Regions from separate parts of the Homo sapiens genome. Here regions 1 and 3 are each linked to region 2. A link is a contact called in ENCODE Hi-C or POLR2A ChIA-PET data. All regions are on one chromosome and are shown on one strand. The core of a region is the stretch at or near the end of the contact, and the rest is flanking DNA. Distances in the headings are between cores, read along the strand shown. Region 1 holds the start of DUSP7 (dual specificity phosphatase 7). Region 2 holds the start of HEMK1 (HemK methyltransferase 1, mitochondrial release factors N(5)-glutamine). Region 3 holds the start of PARP3 (poly(ADP-ribose) polymerase family member 3).

Evidence for each region. A loop is a pair of places that touch in the nucleus more often than their neighbours do. ChIA-PET counts read pairs that join two places held with the same protein, here RNA polymerase II (POLR2A). Pooled maps may share reads with other maps.
Region 1: a map of CD8-positive, alpha-beta T cell shows a loop between it and region 2 (29-fold over the local background). The contact joins the promoter of DUSP7 here to the promoter of HEMK1 in region 2. A Hi-C loop is called at or near these places in 2 of 168 maps with a recorded cell type or tissue (CD8-positive, alpha-beta T cell and naive thymus-derived CD4-positive, alpha-beta T cell), 1 of 37 single-sample maps with no recorded cell type and 13 of 50 pooled maps. POLR2A ChIA-PET finds 5 or more read pairs at or near these places in 1 of 52 experiments (activated CD4-positive, alpha-beta T cell).
Region 3: a loop to region 2 is called in a map with no recorded cell type, with 27 times the contacts of the local background. The contact joins the promoter of PARP3 here to the promoter of HEMK1 in region 2. A Hi-C loop is called at or near these places in 5 of 37 single-sample maps with no recorded cell type and 12 of 50 pooled maps. POLR2A ChIA-PET finds 5 or more read pairs at or near these places in 2 of 52 experiments (HepG2 and IMR-90).

What each region holds. Positions count from the first base shown.
Region 1 is chr3:52,055,008-52,059,421 of GRCh38, forward strand. DUSP7 (dual specificity phosphatase 7) reads right to left here and starts at 1,564. Exons shown (of 3, transcript NM_001947.4): 1 at 843-1,564. The coding sequence starts at 1,359. RefSeq lists silencers at 75-144, 855-904, 1,225-1,284, 1,485-1,864, 2,265-2,624.
Region 2 is chr3:50,567,071-50,571,068 of GRCh38, forward strand. HEMK1 (HemK methyltransferase 1, mitochondrial release factors N(5)-glutamine) reads left to right here and starts at 2,452. Exons shown (of 11, transcript NM_016173.5): 1 at 2,452-2,504; 2 at 3,861-3,998. It overlaps C3orf18 (chromosome 3 open reading frame 18), which reads right to left and starts at 677. Exons shown (of 6, transcript NM_016210.5): 1 at 393-677. RefSeq lists a silencer at 309-818 and an enhancer at 2,257-2,376.
Region 3 is chr3:51,941,113-51,943,812 of GRCh38, forward strand. It overlaps PARP3 (poly(ADP-ribose) polymerase family member 3), which reads left to right and starts at 1,251. Exons shown (of 11, transcript NM_001003931.4): 1 at 1,251-1,596; 2 at 2,242-2,426. The coding sequence starts at 2,244. RRP9 (ribosomal RNA processing 9, U3 small nucleolar RNA binding protein) reads right to left here and starts at 792. Exons shown (of 15, transcript NM_004704.5): 1 at 669-792; 2 at 297-379. The coding sequence starts at 755. RefSeq lists enhancers at 154-802, 927-1,256.

The DNA.
Region 1 (4,414 bases), core at 314-2,813, 1.5 Mb after region 2:
CTCCCTTAGAACACAAGCCCCACCCCCAGCCTTGGACCTGCAGCGGGGGAGGGCCACTGGGGCGATACAGGGACAGGAGAAATGGGGAGCCCCTTGCAGCGAGGCATGGGCCCTGCGCCCGAGGGTGCCGCAGGCCTCCCCTCCCCTCCCGCCCGCCCCGCTGCCAGCAAGAGGCCATTTTGGAATGTTAATTGGAAACACCGGCCTCAGCCACTCGCCCCCCGGTGCTACCTCTCCCTTCTGCAAGCTCCGGGGCAGCAGGCTAGGGACCTGGGGGTCCCGAGAGACCCGGGCCAGGGCAATGGAGCCTGCCCATACCCTGCCCCAAGCGCCTCCTAGAGGCGGCAATTCTCCGGTGGAAGAAGCAATTCCCGGATCCAGGAGACCCCAACCCAAATGGTCTCCATGCGCTGGAGGTGAGGATGGTGCTATGAAAGGTGCCCTTCCTGATCCTGGCCTTCCAGAAACACGAATTCTAGGCTGGACTTGGGCGCCCTGCCGCTTTTAGGGTTCTGGGAGGCGGCGCCTTCCACCTCTGAGGGGCTCCACTGGAGCCCAGGCACTACTGTCGCCCCATCAACAGGAAAAAAAAGGAAACCCCAGGCAGGGGAAAGTTTGTTCCACCCACTCGAATCGTGCCGAGAAAGGGGGCGCAGAGGGAGCCCCGCGCCTGCCAAACCACACAGTGGGGACCCGGCTCCAGGAGGGCGGATGCGGGCCGGGGACGACGTGGCGCCCAGAGGGGCAGGCCGAGCGCGTGGAGAGGAAAGCGCCTCCAAGGGGGGCGTCAGGGAGTCGCGGGGGGGCCCCGATCCCGTAAGGCGTCTCGGTGCCGCCCTCACCTTGGAGGTAGTAGGCCTGGCAGCCGTCGTCGCGCAGCTTCTGTAGGAGCAGGCCGAGCACGGAGGCGGGAGCGCCGGGCTCGGGCTGCCACTCGGCCGTGGCCTCGTCGTAGAGCAGCACGGTGGCCGCCTTGCAGCGCGTGGCGAAGCGCTCCTTGTCGGCGTGGTTGGGGATGATGGAGCGGATGGGCAGGTTGCCCTTGCGCAGGCGGCGCAACATGAGGCCCGGGATGGCCAGGTTGATGGCCGTCTCGATGTGCGACGACTCGAAGAGCTCGTGCGGCCGGCAGTCGAGCAGCAGCAAGGACGCGCCGCCGCGCGCCTCCAGCTCCTCCTGCAGCCACTCGGCGCTCTTGCAGGGCATGGCCCCTGCCCCCGTCGCCGCGCCCGCCCCGGTGCCTGCGCCGGACCCCGACCCCGCACCGGGCTCGGACCCCGCCCGGGTGCCCCCAGCCGCCGCCGCCCCCGAAGTCGACATGTGCGCCCGCGCTGGGGGGCCGCGGAGCTGGTTTTTCATGGGGAGCGCGGGCGGCCCGGGGCCGGGGCCGGGCAGCCCTGCCCTGGGACGGCGCCCCGGCCGCGCGGGCCCCAGCCGCGTCTCCGGGCGCCCGCCTCCCGCCGAGCTGCGCGCCCGCCGCCCCGGCCTCCCGGCCTCCCGGCCTCCGTCCCGCCCGCCCGCCCGGCCCTCCGCGCGCACCGCGGCCTGACAGCCCCAATTAAACGGCGGCTCCGGCGGCCGCGCGCCGAGGCGTTCTCCGGGGGGCGGGGCCGCGGGGGCCGGCGCCCGGGCTTAAAGGCGCAGCGCCTCCACCGCCCCTCCCCACGGGGTATGCGGGCGCGCTCGCGACCCGAGCCCGGGAGACCAGCGGCGGGGCCCTCCCCCACCGCCTCCGCACCGTTGCCCCCTGGACTAGCTCGGAGCTGACTACGATCCGCCTAGGGACCCCGGCCTAGACGCCCTCATGGGTTCACTCTGCGCGTGCTCCCAAGCTCTTCTGGACACTGCGGGAAGAGAGGCCCTGGGGGCGTCCTATGCCTGGCACCCCCACCCCACATTCACAACAGCATAGTTTTCCTGGGACGGGGCGTGGTGGGGGGGATGGTCAAGCTGAGCAACCTCTCCTCCTCCCGCCTGTCATCCCATTCATTTTTTCTGTCATCGAGTTCATTCAACAAATGAGAACTGAACGCCTACTACGTGCCAGGCACTGTGCTAGGCGGTCACCGTTTCAGAGGACCTCATCGTTCCCCTGACGGTCACAGGCTCCAGACCTGAGGGAGAGCGTCTCACGCCAGCAGGCCTGATGGGAAATCAGGACCTGGGCAACTGGCGGGGTAGGAAGACTCAGGGCCGTGCCACCTTCCGTGGGCAGGTGTGGAGAAATCCTAGAAAGGACCAGCTTTGGGAAGGGATCGCGAGCCCTTTAAGAAAGCTTTACAAGCGGGGTGGTGACAGGCGCCCAGTGAAGCGCCACGTGACTTTTTCCACGGGGCCGGTGGGAGGGGAATGCTCCTTTATAATCAGCTTTCCTTCCCCTGCCTCCCTCTCAACGGACCAATCAACTTCCGCGGTAGGCGGGCGCCTGCCATGCAGATGGCCAATCCTGGCCGAAAGAGGCGGTGGCGGAGGGAGGCGGGGCCCGCCGCGGTTTCCACCCAGGGCGGGGAAGTGGGCGGGGCCTCCGCCCGCCCTGTGTGTCGATTTGCAGGCAGGCGGGGCAGCGGAGGTGAATGGACCCGCAGGTAGCGCTAGAACAAAGCGGCTAGACGCAGGCGGCGCGCTTGCGTAGGACCTGCAGTGCTTTCCCTACGGAGCCAGGGTGGCAGCTTGAGGCTGGACCCTGCCGTCTATCTGGTCCATTCTTTTGCCTGGCGGGGTGCCCCTCCTTGGGGCTTAACCCCCCGACTCCGCCCGAGGCTGGTCGGCTCTGAGACACCTTGCCCCCATCCCTGACTGGGGGAGCGGTGGTGCTTGAGGGACGGCCTCTGGAACCCCGAGGATTTGAGCTTTCCGCTAACCTCTGACCAGAAGGCACGAAAAGGGGTGACTCAGGAGCAGTCCCCGCCTGTCTTTCAAGCGAGGGATAGTCTTTCGGAAGAGTTTCATCCTGGGCCACAGGGCTGTATCCCAAAGGAGCAGGGGTCTCTCCCACAGTCACATTCTCAGAGTGTGAAAGGAGAAGCAACTCTCCGCCCAAGGTTGTCCTGGGGGTCCTGGGCCTGTGGAAAGAGCTTCCAGGGCCCAAGATGCCAAGACCCAGATTCTGTCCTGCCACTTGCAGGTGTGTCCTGTGACCTTAGTATGGTTCTTCCCTCTGGGCCTTGGGTCTCCCAGTGTAGGAGAGTGCTAGTGTGGACTGAGCCCAATCCGTCTATGAATCCATCCGGCTGGGAGGACGTGGTCTGAGGACAGGCCTCTCGGCTGGCAGGCTGGATGCTGCTTGTCAGGGATGGAGGCAGCACTCAAAAAAGAGGCCTGAGCAAACTCCCAGGGGAGGGTGAGCTGCTGAGCAGTGCACCATTCACTCAGCAAGCCTTGCTGAGGGCCTCCTGAGTACCAGCCTGCCTGGAGCCGGAGTGACAACAGTGGAGCCTCCATCCTCCACTCAGGCCTGGCTACCTCTCCCCTCTGCTCCACCATGGGGTTGGATGCCGGTCTGGGTGCTCTCCCAGGCCTACCACAGGATGAACACAGACCCCTCTTTCTCTAGGGCAGAGACTGGTCTTGGTGTTCCCTCCCCAGACGGGTCCATGGTAGCTCAAGAAGGTGTCAAGTGCCCAATAAGTCAGGGTGACATCCCTGAGGGGCAGGCCAGAGTCACATCAACAGAAGGCTCATGCTGTCCTCAAGTGAGACTGGGCGCGTGTCCCACGGCGCTGAAGCATACTCGCTTCTGAGTGCCTGGTGAGGAATGGGCCATTGCTCTCACTAGCAAGGGAACAACTGAAATGGGAGCCTCCTCTGAGCCTCCCCAGCCCCCACTACCCAGGCATGAGGAAGAACTACCCTAGAGAGAGGAAAGGGGTCCCGCCATCCCTCACATTAGCCTGCAATGACTCCTGTCTCTCTCCCTTTAGACTCCTGTAGTGGGGGATACACCCTGGAGGAGAGATCTGTGAGAATGTGTGAAAAGCTCCTGCAGCAGGAGGAGAGGGCGTCCTCTAACAAGGAGGTAAAGAGAGGCAGATTTGGATGAGTGCAGGAGAAGGGGGAGCATGTGGAGAGGGGGTGACAGTGGAAGCAAAGGGTTGGCAGGAAAATTAACCAGCCCCTGATGTGCCAGCAGGACCCTGGGCCCCCACCGGGCAGGTTGGAGGAGGTTGGAGGAAAGGCCCTAAGTCTTGGTTCTCACTGTGGGGAAGAACCCTCAATCCCAGACTTACAAGGCCCAGAGCAGGGCAGGAACTCGCCTATGGTCACATGGCAAGAGACCAGAGCTGTCCCTGTCCGGGGCCTTGCCTGGCAGCTGTAGGCTTCCCTCAAGGGAGAGGGTCGTTCTTGGCAGCAACCTGGTGCCCTGGGTGATTCCAAGGCCTTGGAATCATTCTTCCTCTTTAGAAATGTGGTCTTT
Region 2 (3,998 bases), core at 1,202-3,701:
ATGGGGTAGAAAGGCTCATCCCTCTTTGCCTTCTCCCTCCAGCTAGGCTGGGCACATCTGGGCACATAGGAAGTCCCGGGTTCTTTTCTTGGCTTTGCAACTGATCCCGGGCGTGACCTTGGGCCAAACCCTTAACTCGTGCCCTGGGGCTCTGTTAACATCGCCTCCCAAAGGAGAGAAGAGGCCCTACTGACCACTTTCCAGGCCTGCCTCAGGGTCCAAAGGGGAAGGGAAGGAAACCGGGGTAAAAGGGGTCGGCACCGCGACCTTCGAGAACCCGCATGCTGTTCTCCACCAGGTCTCTCAGTCCTCCCTGCCCCAATCCCCATGCCCGCCTCCGCGACCCTGTGATGCCTCCCTTCTTGCACAGGAGCAGTGACCTCAGCACTTACTTAATCCTCTCCCGGCGCCGAGCTCAGTTGGAGAGGCTAGGGGTGGTAGTGACTGGCAGGAGGCCGGGGCGGGGGGAACCCCCAAGCCCGGCGTCTGGGGCTGCGGGTCCGACCCGAGATCCGCCCTCCCTGCAAGCCCCGAGCCGCTGGCCAGGCCCGCTACTGCGCACCAGCCGCATCCGCGAGCGCTGGCTCTGCCGGCCTGAGCTAGGGTGGGTAGGGCCGGGACCCACGGCGGAGGTGGGGCCGGGCCGAGCAGCCTCGGGGGATCCCCGAAGCTACAGCGCCTTGCCTCCCTGCACGCTCCGCGCCCCCGGCCTCCGATTGGCTGTCGGGCCTAGAGCCCGCCCAGAATTGGACCGTTCGCTTGTCGCTCGGGTCTGGCTCCACCCCCAGAGGGAGCCTAGAACCTGGTCGCAGTTTTTAGAGACTACCCTCACCCCGTGGCCTGCGCCGAAGTTGGGCGGAGGACAGTGGGTGGCCAGGCCCTTCCGGGCCAGAACTCGGGACCCCTGCCAGCTACCCGTGCCAGGACAGACTCAAGCCCCCAAAACGCGGATGGATGTACAGAGGAGACTTGGGGAGAGCACTGGACTGGGAGTCCTTGGGCCTGCACTGAACTCTGGCTGACTTTGTGACCTTGAAGAAACTGCTTTTCCCTTCCTGAACCTTGGCTTTCTACTCAGACGGGTCCTCTGGTGTGAGGGTTCTAGACGAAGATGGGGAATCTTCGTCTACAGAAGTTGAGAGTGGGGTGGATTTATTATTGGGCACCCCGACCCAGGCAAGTCTACATATACCCTCACAATAGCTTCCATCCACGGCATGATCAGCTCAGGGAAGGAGCCCTCAGATACTCCTGATCCGCCGGTTTTCAAAGTAGTTTATGGGAGTCACCGGGTAGCCTGGTACAAATGCAAACGCCCCTGTGTCTCCCGGTCTGGGAAGGAGGCAGGGAAACAGCATGTTTAATAGCAGTTTAAGGCCGGGCGTGGTGGCTCACTCCTGTAATCCCAGCACTTTGAGAGGCCGAGGCGATGGATCACCTGAAGTCAGGAGTTCGAGACCAGCCTGACCAACATGGTGAAACCCTGTCTCTATTAAAAATACAGAATTAGCCGGTCGTGTTGGCTCACGCCTGTAATCCCAGCTACTTGGGAGGCTGAGGCAGGAGAATGGCTTGAACCCGGAGGCCGAGGTTGCAGTGAGCAGAGATCGCGCCATTGTACTTCAGCCTGCGCAACAAGAGCAAAACTCCGTCTCAAAAAAAAAAAAAAAAAAAAAGAAAAAAAGAAAAAAAAAGTAGTTAACAGTGTTCTAGTTAACAGTACTTTCTGGTGGGGAGATGTTGACAAGACACACTTTGCGAGACGCTGCCGAGTATTTTATAGAAGGCGCAACTGAGGTCCAGAGGTCCCAACACCTGGAGGAGTTGCCAATAGAGTCAAGATTCGAATCGGTAAAAGAGCGGCCCCTGGGGTCTGGCCGCCAGTCGGCCGACCCCCTGGTGGGCTCGGGCCACTGACCTCGGTAGGGTCACGACACTGGGACTGGACCCCAAAGTTGGACCAGCCTTCAACACTGGAACCCGCCCATGCACAGCTCCACCCGGCCCCCAGGCTAAGATAGACCACGCCCCCGGACATCTGGTCCCCGCCGGAACACCCGGGCCCTCTGGTGACACGCCCCCTTTCCGGCAGGCTACTGGGCTCCGCCCACACACCTCCCGGCCTGGTTCCTAAACGCCAGCTCGGAGCAATCCCCTTGGGCTGGAGCCAAATCCCTGCTGTGATTTTAAGGAAGACCGGCAGGTCCGGGCCCCCAAGGGTCAACCCCACACACATCCCCGCACTTTCCTGTATGCAGGCCTGCGAGCGTAGAGGGAGTGGAATTCACAGCCTCCCCACCCATCCGCAGGGGTCTCCTGGGAGGAACCCACCAGCGATAGGAACACTGAAGCTGGGCTACGGCGTCCGCCCGAGCCTTTTCTTAAAGGCGCCGACCCCGGAAGCGGGGCGTCCGAGGGAGCGCGCGACGGGCCACGCACGTCCGGGCGTCCAGTTCGGGGCAGCTTCTCCGGCTGGTGGGTGGGTGGGGCAGCCTTTCAGGCAGGTATGCATGGGAGGTGGGGATCGGAACGGGGTGTTTCGACTGCAACCGCCTGGAGACCTGGCCGGTACCATTCTCCATAGTGCAGATGGGGAAACAGGGTTGGAGAGAGGGGGCCTCATCTGGGTCGTTAACAATGCGGTGCGTAGCTGTGAGGGAGTTTACACTTCTGACTTCGGGCCTTGGCTCCTGGGACGGCGCACTGGTGCAAGAGCCGCTTCTGGAGTCTGGTGGACTCGGGTTCGTGTCTTGCCTGGGACAGTCTTTTTTTTCTTTTTTTTGAGACGGAGTCTCTCTCTGGCACCCAGGCTGGAGTGCAGTGGCATGACCGCGGCTCGCTGCAACTTCCGCCTGCTTGAACTGGGTTCAAGCAGTTCTCCTGCCTCAGCCTCCCAAGTAGCTGGGACTACAGGTGCGCGTCAGTATGCCCGGCCAATTTTTTGTATTTTTAGTAGAGACAGGGTTTCACCATGCTGGCCAGGCTGGTCTCGAACTCCTGACCTCGTGATCCGCCCACCTCGGCCTCCCAGAGTGCTGGGATTACAGGCGTGAGCCACCGTGCCCAGCTTGCCTGGGACAGTTTCTACCTGAGTGACGCTGGGCAAGTCGCTTCCCTTCTCTGACCCTACTTGTATCTGAAGATGTGGCACTTAGCAGGTGCTTAATAAACGCTAGTTTGGACTTTTATCTGGAAGCAAAGGGGACCGCTGATTTTAAACCTTCAGTTAAACTTGCTTGTGACCTCTTTAAATATACAATTGTAAATTTTTTAGTTGGTGGTTTACGCTGATGTCCCGGATTATAGGTTAAATTAGGAGGAAATTTTCAGCATGTACATCCATGACAGTACACACACAATGTCAGATTCAAAGCTCCCAATTAAAGGCAATCATCTGCCTCTTGTAACATCAGTTAAGATCATGTAACATCTGGTCCCTGCTGTGTGTTGAGCTGCCTCCCAGGCCTTGGATATTCATAGACTAATGCATTGCTTGCCATGGGTTTGGTGTGATTTTCCCCCATCTTATGGATTAAGAAAGTGAAAATCAGAAATAATGACTTGCTCAAGATCACACACGCTAGGTTAGACACAGATCTGTCCTGTCCCCACATATGTGCCCTAACCTACCACCAACCCGTTTATTAGCAGAGACTGAGCTATGGGCTCAGCCCACTCCAGCTAAAAATGTGAAGAAAACGTAAGTGGCCAAGACAAGAATGATCAAATAGGTGGGTAAGGCTCTAAATGGAGTCAAGGGGGTGTCAGAGCAAGAGCACAACTATTCTCAGGCAATGTATTGGTAGAAGGGGGGGTGTCATACAAGGCTCACCTGCTTTCCTGGTTCCTCTCACTCCCAGGGTGGCAACCAACTATATCTGAGGACCAGAGCCATTTTGGGGCACCAGAGCTTGTGACCTCTCCATCTCCACCCAGCTGGGTCCAGGGGCCACTCTCAGCACTCACCTCAGCAGCTGACATCATAAAGCAGACTTGGG
Region 3 (2,700 bases), core at 1-2,500, 1.4 Mb after region 2:
TGCAAGAAATACTTGACAGCTTTGTTCTGTTTTCCTGCAATTTCTCAATCAGTCCAGTCCCTGCCAAAACCTAAGGAGGTCTCAATGGCCTCGGATTGGGGCCCAGGGTCCTTCCCACCCAGAGACCTCGCAGAAACAAGACTTTGCAGGACCAGAAACTAAAGGAAACAGCCACGATCTCAGAGCCAAGGGACAGAGTCTTGGATTCTAGGCTCAGTTCTGTTCGGACTCACTCAGTCTTCCGTGCACCATGGGACTCAGTTTTCCCTCCCACTATGTGGAAAAGAATAGCTCACCTCTCGCTCTCAGAGTCGCTGGAGATCTCCTCATTCATCTTGCCGCCACCCTTGGATTTGCCCCTGTCCCCCGCAGAGTCGGCCTGGGAATTATACGGTCTTTTCTTTGGTCAGGGGTCCAGACCACCCTGGCATTGACCAAGGGCCCCCCCCCCTCGGTTCCCTCAGAACCCCAGGAATGGGGAAGGCGGTGGTTCCCGGGTTAAGCGAACGGCTTTCTAGGATTTGGCCCGCGGAGAGAGGGACGAAGCTGACTCCAGCAGGGGTCCAGGGCGAAGGGCTGGGGAAGGGCCGGGACCCAGGTCCCCTGGATGGGATGACGGTTGTCCCAGTAGCAGGGCTGACCGCGGCCCTCAGAAGCGCCATGCTCACCTTTCGCCGCCGCTTGCCGGCCCCCGCGCCAGCCCCGGCCCCAGAGGCCGGCTTTCCCCGCTTACGAGCAGCCGCTGTTGCCGACATGCTGCCCACCAGGCGTGTAGCAGCGGCCGCAGAACTCACGTGGCAGCTGAACCCTCCCAGCTCCCCAGCCGCCTGGCAAGACCCCGCGTATTGATAGGCTTCCACCGCCCGCCGGGCCCCGCCTCCTACTGCTCCATTGGGTCCTTCTGCAGGCTCTGCCACGCCCCCAGGCACCCATAGGATGCACGCTTGTAGCCCCGCCTCCTGAAGTTCCTAGGCTCCCGCACCAGGCTCGAGTAGGAAGCCCGCATCTCCACGGCGCTTCCGGCCTGATGCTGTGGCGCTTGCGCTCTGCTGCTGGCCCACTTCGAAGTCGGAGCAAGAGCCTTCTCTGTGTTTGCGCCCCTTGGCCGCTGGGGGGCGCCAGAGACGCGGCGCCCTTTCGCGTTCTGGAACGTGACTCCTCCCCTCCATGGGCAGCCCGGCGCTAGACCCAACGGGGATCCAAGCAGCCCCGGGGAGAGGGAGGCTGCGTCTGTATCCGGGCCCAAGGTCACCGCGCGACCGGCAGATGCGTGCTGCAGGCCCCGGCCACATGAGCAGCGCTACGGACGCGACTGCCCCGGCCTTGGATATGCCAGATCGAGTGTCCACCCGTCCGTGGGACTGGTCGCCTGACTCGGCCTGCCCCAGCCTCTGCTTCACCCCACTGGTGGCCAAATAGCCGATGTCTAATCCCCCACACAAGCTCATCCCCGGCCTCTGGCGATTGTTGGGAATTCTCTCCCTAATTCACGCCTGAGGCTCATGGAGAGTTGCTAGACCTGGGACTGCCCTGGGAGGCGCACACAACCAGGCCGGGTGGCAGCCAGGACCTCTCCCATGTCCCTGCTTTTCTTGGGTGAGTGTCCTATGGTCCTGCCCACGGCAGGGCAGGGCAAGGCCTGGTGGGACTGGCCTTTGCCCTCTATCAGTTCAAGGCCACTGATCCGGAGTTCTGGCTCCTCAGAACTCTTGAGTCCATTGGGAAGGGCTTCTACAGCTCTGGGTTCTAAGCTCCGGGAGGATAATCTGGCCCCAAGAATCCTGCCCCCAGGATCCTCTGCCCACCCTCCCCCATAGCTCGGTGACTCGGCCCGGCAACCATGCCAGGGCTGAACTAGCTGACACAGGGGGAGGAGCCCCGAAGTGGAAGAGAGAGAGCCTCCTTTCACTTTCCCTACCCCTCAGGACACACAGGTGAGCTGCAGAGGGTAGGGAGCCAGGCAGACCCTGTTGACCAGAGTGGGCAGACTGGACAGAGTCCTAACCTTGCACTTGGGACTGGGGAAAGGGGTGTTTCTGAGTGACAAAGAGCTGGGTGTGGTCTGGGGCTGGGAATGCCGTCAGAGTGGACACAGGATGCAGTGGGAGGCCACCGAAGGGCCAACCCGGGGTGGGGCAAGTTGGTGCTGTGCTGGCCCAGGGCAGGGGTGGGGACTGAGAGTGGGTCGTTGGGGATGAGGAGACCATGGAGGCCTAAGGGCCTCTCTGTGCCCCAGGACAGCCATGGCTCCAAAGCCGAAGCCCTGGGTACAGACTGAGGGCCCTGAGAAGAAGAAGGGCCGGCAGGCAGGAAGGGAGGAGGACCCCTTCCGCTCCACCGCTGAGGCCCTCAAGGCCATACCCGCAGAGAAGCGCATAATCCGCGTGGATCCAACATGTCCACTCAGCAGCAACCCCGGGACCCAGGTGAGCTGCAGTCCCCAGTCAGGCCCAGAGCCTGCCCACTGATAAGCACAAACACACCCAGGCCACCCCCTTAGGACTCTGTTCTGGTTTTGGAGCCCAAGGCCCCCAGGTAAGCGCCAGAGCAAGGCCATGTTCTCCTGACCCCAGACATCAGGGCTGTGTCCCGTCAGGTCCAGGCGGGTCACATCTGCCCTTCAGACCCCATGCAGGCCTCCTCCCACCGCACTTAGGGAAAGGCTGTGACTACATCAGTCTCCTGGGCGCTTGCCCATGT